Regions from separate parts of the Homo sapiens genome. Here region 2 is linked to region 1. A link is an interaction called in ENCODE POLR2A ChIA-PET data of the cell type or tissue named here. Cell type or tissue: A673. All regions are shown on one strand. Each heading gives the region's core, and the rest is flanking DNA. Links, peaks and the distances in the headings are about the cores only.

Region 1 (4,216 bases), core at 1,118-3,617:
GAAATCATTTCCTTAGCTTTATCTAACAAAAATGAATTGTAATTTTTCATTCTTACCATTTTCTACAGTGTTATATCTACCGATTCTTTAATTCCTTCATCAGTCTCTTCTTCAGATGACTGTTGGTGTAGACTGTTCTTCAACATGTCAAATATTTGCTCTCAAGAAATGTAACCATCTCCATTCAAATAATAAACTTGAAACAGACTTTTTAAAGCATAAGAAGTTTAAAGATTTGAATAACAGCAGTTAAAGTGTCATTAGTCTTCTCTTTAGTTATTTCAATTTATGATACTAAAAGACAAAAACAATTTATATTCCACGCAATGACTAGTTTATTATATGGTAGAGAGATTTTAGAATAAAGCACTCTTTATATTTTTTTCTATCAGATTAAATATTCCTTGGGATATGAAATGAAAAACATAATTTCTGGATTTTTATATTGAAGGTTTAAAAATGATATGAAGCTGCAATCAAGGAGCTTTGAGATGAAGTTTTTAAACCTTTGATCATGCAATACATATATATACATACATGTATATGCATGTGTGTATCTATATCAGTATTATGATTCTCTTCTTACATAGAGTGCAAAAACGAAGTACACCCTTCACTGTATCGCTGACAAAGAACATTTTTGGATGTATTTGGATGGTGAATCAGTAATGTCCTTGGTGTCTGCTCATCTGCACTATCCAAAATTATCGAATAACCTCTCCCTGGAGAATGCTTGCCATGACTTATAATCATGGAGCTTAAGATCATGCTTTCCATGATCTTTATAAGCACCAAAGTTCACTCACTCATCCCACAAATGATCTCACTCAGGTCATTTGTGAATAAAGGAGTCCCACAGTGAAGGAGCTTTTGTGGGGTTTATAATCAAATGTTTTAGCAAAAGTAGGAATAAAACTCCAGATTAGCAGATTAGTTGGGTCTTTCTGTTGAATTTCTTCAATCTGTAGCATACATATGAGTTTGCAATACAACCTGACTAGAAAGTAGTATTTTCTCAAAATTAACTTAAGTGTATATGAAACATTTTTAAGAAGTGAGATTAGAGAAGGAAAATTTTTTTGATAACGGGAGGCTGTTCAACCATGTACAGCTGCATTCAGTGTCAAGACCACTTTCACCAGATATTAGCATTACAAGAATTTACATTCAGAAAACAACTTTTCACTCCTAAGTGAGACTTTGGTATAAAACACTGCAGTGGAAACTATATTTATTTATTTATTTATTTGTTTATTTATGTATTATTTTTTGAGACAGAGTCTCACTGTGTCACCCAGGCTGGAGTGCAGTGGTGTGATCTCAGTTCACTGCAACCTCTGCCTCCTGGGTTCAAGCAATTCTCCTGCCTCAGCCTCCCCAGTAGCTGGGATTACAGGGAAGCTCAACCATGCCCAGCTACTTTTTGTATTTTTAGTAGAGAGGAGGTTTCACCATGTTGGCAGGCTGGTCTTGCATTGCTGACCTCAAGTGATCCACCCACCTTGGCCTCCCAAAGTGCTGGGATTACAGGAGTGAGCCACTGCACCCAGCTGGAAACTATATTTAAAAATTATCTTATCTCATGAAAAGTTAGAGTGGGAGAAAAAAAGTACAACACAGAGAAACTAAAAAATTCATAAATGTCAAAGAAAAGTCAAAGAATTACCCCTCCATAATACATGCACTGCCATGTGCAAGGCCCGTTTCCTGCCTCAGAGGCAGCCTCGGAAATGCAGTCTTACCAGCTGATCAGAGTTGGCACAAGCCCTGACCCTTAGCTGTTGTTCTTAGCATGGGCCATAAGCCAAAGACCCATCCTGGTGATGACATTTCGGCATCCCAGAACCAGTGAAGGAAATGTTTGGGGCTGGGGACTCTTCCGTGACCTTACAATTCTGCCACCCATTTCATCAGCTTTTTTTTTTTTTAAGCTGTCATGAACTATTTCTGCAAGGTTGCTATAAAGAACACTGATTTTATATTTTTAAACATGTAAGCATTCACTAAGTCCAAAATTGACTATATATTACTAAGCCAGTAATCACATACAGAAATCTTACACTTGAGCTTTTCTTCATACGTTCCTTGAAGAAACACTGATAATCCTTTAACCCACTCTTTTACTTTTATGTAGTTATCATGGTCTTTGTCAAATGCAAAAAACACTGAAAGAAAAAGAATGCGTAACTGTATTGTAATTTAGTGCTATTTTGTAATTCAACAGTATGTAAGTATGGATAGAAAAATGTTTCTCCCAAATTGAGGGGGAGAAGTTTTGGCACAGTCTTCTTGAAAGAATCAAAATTACAGGAAATGTGTTTTCCGCTGTATTCTTGAAGAAAGAAAAGAGACATTCTCCATCATGAGCAATGATGAGTTTCGTTTGTGATGTTTTATACAGTTACTATGAGCCAAGGAGACACACAGTGGAGTTAATAGGATAATGCTTATTCTAAAAAAAAAAGTGGCAAAAATTATGTTCTAAAGAGTTTGCACAATACTTAAAGGTAAATTACTAAAATAATACATTATTTTTAAAATGGGAAACTTTAGTATTAGCCTATAAAAATAAGATATTTACTCTTTTTGAGATGATGAATATGTTAATCATTTTGATTGTGGTGATGGTTTCATAGGTGTATACATGCGTCAAAACTTACCAAATTCTATCTTAAAAATCTATTACTGGCTGGGTGCGGTGGTTCACGCCTGTAATCCCAGCACTTTGGGAGGCCAAGGAGGGCGGATCACCTGAGGTCAGGAGTTCGAGACCAGCCTGGCCAACATGGTGAAACCCTGTCTCTACTAAAAATACAAAAAATTAGCTGGGCATGGTGGCAGGCGCCTGTAATCCCAGCTACTCCGGAGGCTGAGGCAGGAGAATTGTTTGAACCCGAGAGTTGGAGGTTGCCTGAGCTGAGATTGCACCACTGCACTCCAGCCTGGTCAACAGAGCGAGACTCCATCTCGGAAAAAAAAAAAAATCTGTTACTGAAATTAACTGGATCACATTAAATAATTTTTTATTTTAAAGATATGATCTTTGATTTTTTTCAATATGATGAGTCATTACCATTTTTTATACTAACTGATACATGTTCATTTTTATGAGGAAAAAGAAGCCATTTAGTAATTTACATGTCTACAGCATGTGAATCTAAAGACATCATGATTAAAAGCTACAAACTGCATATCTTTTTTTTTTCTTTTTTTTTCTTTTTTTTTGTGTGACGGAGTCTCGCTCTGTCGCCCAGGCTGGAGTGCAGTTGCGCGATCTTGGCTCACTGCAAACTCCGCCTCCCAGGTTCACGCCATTCTCGTGCCTCAGCCTCCCGAGTAGCTGGGACTACAGGCGCCCGTCACCACGTCAGGCTAATTTTTTGTATTTTTAGTAGAGATGGGATTTCATTGTGTTAGCCAGGATGGTCTCGATACCCTGACCTTGTTATCTGCCCACCTCCGTCTTCCAAAGTGCTGAGATTTCAGGTGTGAACCACCACGCCTGGCCCTATTGGTTATTTCTCAAAGCTGTACACCTATGAGGTATGAAATTCTGAGTGAGTTTGTATTGAAAACTATCCTCACGATCAAACTAATTATGTTTGCAGCACTACACTTCTGGTATTATGCCTTTCTAGTTCGGAGTTAAAAAAATTCAGGCCTGGCACGGTGGCAGATCACGACGTCAGGAGTTCGAGACCAGCCTGGCCAACATAGTGAAACCCCATCGCTACTAAAAAATACAAAAGTTAGCCAGGTGTGGGGCACGTGCCTGTAGTCCCAGCTACTCGGGAGGTGAGGCAGGAGAATTGCTTGAACCCGGGAGGCAGAGGTTGCAGTGAGCCGAGATAGCGCCACTGCCCTCCAGCCTGGGCAACAGGGTGAGACTCCATCTCAAAAAAAAAAAAAAAAAAAAAATTCAAAGTCTTTCATGAAAATGGAATATGAGTAGTCTGCTATTTCAGATCGGCTGTTTTTAGTCTCTTATGACTTCTTATCCCTATTCATCAACATGTCATCAGTCATTCCTAATACATTGTGCAGGACCCCTCGAAAAGCGTTACGATCTAGCCCAGTGTTTCCAAATCTTCCATCAGCTCTTCCCACTAAGCTGTGGAAAAGTCTTATGAGACACTCTAGCTCACTTTTTTTGGCTGTAAAATGAAAAGGCAAATAAATACAACTTAGCTTTAATCATTAAGTTATTCAATCCAGT
Region 2 (4,216 bases), core at 917-3,416, 700 kb after region 1:
TTAACCCTTCTTTCATAGCAAATCATATAAGTTCATTCATACAGTCCATTTGGCAAACACTTATGGAACCAGGCAGTTACTAATCATTGAAGATGCAGAGAGGTACAAGACTGTTCCTAACTCAACCTGAGTGGGGGAGACAAGCAAAAATAGATAATTGCAGAGGAGTAGAGGCACAACAGAGTTCAGCTAGGAGAGGATGTGGAGTAGGTAGAAATGTATTCAGGATCTTTTAGAGTTGGCGATTAATTTTTTTAAGAAAGATTACAGTTTTATGGGGTGAGTTGTTGAGTAGAGGTTGGGGACAAGGATACTGATTAAGAAGAAAACAGGAACATAAGGTATAGGAAATGGAGAAGGGTTGCATTGGAAGGACATTTAAAAAGCAGAATTTAAGATTGATGATTTTATTGGATTTGGAAGGTGGAAGAACCTGTGAAAGGCACTGGGATTGAAGGTGCTGTGATGTTGTCTTTTCTCAGAATAGACAGTATTGTTTTCTTTTAGAGAAAGTGTCTGATGAGATGTTCGAAAACAAAAGAAAAACAAAATTAAGATGTACACACTCGATTTTTCTCTGTATATCTTGATTTATGATGTGTCTTTTCTTCAGTGTTAGCCCCAGAAAGGACAGGCATGTGACACATATTAAAATACATCATCTTAATCACTTGATTGTGTTATAAAGCTGGATTAAAATGTGATCCAATAACCTTTTATTAAAATGTTCTATAAATCATTTTGCCCAAAACCTCTTTTTAAATTGTAACTTCAACAGTATTCCACTAGATGGCACTAAAAGCCTGAAGAAAAACAGGGTAGGCTTTAAAAGATAAGTTTATTTAAAATGCACACAGAAACTGATGAACCGGCTATCTTTGACGGATTATTATTGTTGTTCTAGTGGGATTTTAGGAGAACGTGCCATTTCCTCATGTAATCAGACATCTGGCCATTCATTATAAACTTACGTGGCATGTGGTTTTAGGGTATCTGTGATCTTGAAATAAGTTTTGAATCCTGTTTCATTTGGAAAGAGATAAAATCTATTTCTGTTCAGTGATTAATGACTTTTGTAATACTGACTGAATATTGAAAACTTCATGTTTTGTTCTTACTTCTAGCTCTGTTTAGATTTTGGTCACTAAACGCTTCTTTTTTTTTTTGCTTTCAGTTAGAGCCCTAACGTGATGTTAACTTTGGTAAGATTATAGCTTCCGTTTTCCCTATAACAGAATAGATTTTTTATGTTGACGAATGAAGAAATGCAAACAGTAAAAAAAAGTCTTTGATCAAAGATTTGCTGTGGCAAACCGCAAATCATGCTTGTAAAATTTCTCCACTTTCCTTCTCAACACACACACACACATACACTGCATTCTGCCATTGAGTTATATAATCAGCTATATAAGCACTATATTCTGCCACTGAGTTATATAATCAGGTGTATAATGTGGACTGGTCTAATGAGCTAAGTACAGAAAGAGGAGTTGGTGTGCATTTCATTTTTTATTCTATATATTTTTTTCAGAGTTTTGAAATCTGACCTGTGAAGTAAAGATTTGCATTCATATTTTTGTTTGAATAAAAACTAGTACTGAAGATTATGAGATTCCAAGCTGTTATGTGGGTTTAGAAATTAGGTTAAATTACTTTTCAAAATTGCAGAAAATATTGAGTTTAATAATGGTAAGGAAAACTGTTAAGCTGTCATAACTTTTTATAAAAGTGAATAGAATTAAGAGCCCTGAATTTGGATTAGTATTTTTAATTAGTGTGGTATTTTAGATAATTTAAAAGTAGTGATTAAATACAAAATTAGTAGTCTCTCTTTTTTTCCTCCTAAACTTGAATATATTCCCTTGAGTGATGAACTCTTAAGTGGAAAATTTTTTGGTAAAGTTATAGCCTAGTTCCTTAGAAACCACAAACATACTGGGAATGTATCATAATACCTTACATTTGAGGGCTCAAATTGTTTTACATAGCTGAATCCCCAATTCCCATAATACCTTTTTTGTTGTATTGAGAGGAAAAGTAGCTTTGCTAAATCAAAGATGTTGACTTAAATCTCTAATATGATTGTTTTTCTTCACTTTTCATAAAGTTATATTTCTGATGTACATTTATGTACATGTTCATGTAGCTTTATCTCAGACATGATCAAAATAGAAAAATAGACTAGGTGGTATTATATGCAACCTTATTGCATGTTGTGACTGCTGGAAAAACACAGCCTCTAAAACGTTGAATTCTGCTTGGTTTATTACATTAAGAAAATATTGAATATTTTTGCCTGTTTTTGATATAGCCTAACCTGAGGCAGTGATATGTGTTAAGATGTTTTACTTTTAGTGAAGAAAATATGGTTCTAATATACAAAAAATATGTTGAATTTAAACAAATCTCAGTTGTTGCATTTGTCTTTTGGCATACATGCAGACTCTCCCTTGTGACATTTTTCTATCCTGCGGAAGCCACCCTTTATTGCTTTAACCTGTTGTGCACTTTCTCGATTCAATATTTTTACTTTTGCTTTGCTTTATATTTGTAACCCTATTCTCCCAATTTCTAAATCTGAAATTCTACCTATTCTCTCATATTTTCCAAATGCCACCACTTCCATCAGATGTGAACCCACCGTCTGATGCCTTCATTCTGTTTGCATCACCCTCATGTTCTGCTGTGCATTGTCATTGCTTACTTATTCATCTGACCCCTCCTATTATTTTAACAACTGTTTGAGGGAAGAGCTATATTTTACTCATTTTCGTTCCTGTATGACCTAGTATGGGAAATTTTTACATAATGGGAATTTAAAAAATTGTTAAATGAAATTTGTTTTTTAGGGGAAGATAAGGTTATAGAGCTTTGAAAGTAGGCAGGTTAGTTTCTAATGATAGTATGGGAGAGAGATTTGATTTGTTCATTTTTTGCCTTTTATGCTTTTGTTTTCTCCTCTTTGTTATTCCAATTCATTACTTTAATTGTAGTTTTTTTCTCCAGCTTTAATTCTGGGGTAATGCTGATAATACTTTTTGCTTAGTTGATTACCATTGACAGCAAGTTGTGTGGCAGCACATTTGGTAGCCTGTAGTTGACAAATTATTTTTGGACTTTCAAGTTTTAGAGAGCATTTATATCACTATTAATGATACTATGTATTTATTAATTATTATGTGACATAAAATTTATTATAAAAATATTTTAAACATTTTTAAGACTGAAATATTTTATCCTAGACTTAGTTTGAATATCTAATATTATTATAATTTTTTTCTTAAATCATATGTTTAAGTATGGTGTAAGAAGTTCCATTTGGTATTCATTTCCCCCAATTTTGCCTTGTAATTTTTTTATAGGAAACTTTTTGTTCATTTTGTTTATGTAAAATTTGGGCTCACACCTATGTATTGGTTCTATTTTAGGTGAAGAATTATGTATTTTTGTACATCTCCCACCCTAGGGAATCAGTTTCTATTAAATTATGTAGTAATTGTGTTAAGAATAGGCAATCTGGTTGCTTCTGTTTATTTTTCTAATTTACATGTGTAAAATATTCCTAAATCAGTTCACATCGTTATCTCTAATTAAAAGAAAGAAATGTTTTACTAAGAGTTGGTGGAAAATTTTGACTATTGAAACAAGAGCATATTGTCTTTTCCTTTCCTTTTGTCTTATATTCATTTTTTGCAATTAACTGTAAATTAATTTTAGTTTGATCAGTGATTATCTATGGTGTGCCTTGGCACTGTGGAGCAGCGTGATGGAGAATGAAGAGAAATCTCAGTTCTCAAGAAGTGTACAGTCTGATTGAGCAGGCAGCCCTAACAGCGATGAAACATTTGGACAATGATTAGGTAGAAGCAGAGCTTTACAGACTGCTAGTTCAGTGGGACTAAAAAGAACACGGTGATCGGGATTCTAATCAGAAGGGGGTTTGAATAAGTTCCAGTTCAGATGTATATTTTCACATAGAAGTTATGAAATTGTTTTAAAGGAGAGGATATTTTATAGGGAAATAATATTACATAGGGGCATTTGTTTTAGATTTAATTCTATTTTGTATGCTACATTTCTTTTTCTGATTTTCTAGGTTTTATTCCTTTCCTTAGTCCAGGTTTCTTACACTTCAGAGTATCAGGTGTTCCATGTCAGTTCTTTGAAATTATATGGGGTTGTATGCTCTCTGTGATACTAATTGCTTAGTTCTTTA

Evidence for each region. ChIA-PET counts read pairs that join two places held together with the same protein. Peaks named below come from ENCODE experiments on the same cell type or tissue, not always from the same donor. Only the 100,000 strongest peaks of a DNase experiment are listed, where the experiment ranks them.
Region 2: POLR2A ChIA-PET joins it to region 1 with 6 read pairs; 2 of 35 experiments call an interaction of 5 or more read pairs at or near these places.

What each region holds. Positions count from the first base shown.
Region 1 is chr7:92,548,656-92,552,871 of GRCh38, forward strand. No RefSeq gene overlaps it. Among named protein-coding and RNA genes, the nearest start is that of RBM48, 22 kb to the left of the region's middle. In A673, for the core only: no CTCF peak of the experiment used is centred there; DNase peaks (open chromatin) are centred at 1,776 and 2,316; H3K4me3 peaks cover 762 bases; H3K27ac peaks cover 1,679 bases.
Region 2 is chr7:93,244,928-93,249,143 of GRCh38, forward strand. All of the region lies in intron 2 of VPS50 (VPS50 subunit of EARP/GARPII complex), which reads left to right. Among named protein-coding and RNA genes, the nearest start is that of VPS50, 15 kb to the left of the region's middle. In A673, for the core only: no CTCF peak of the experiment used is centred there; no DNase peak of the experiment used is centred there.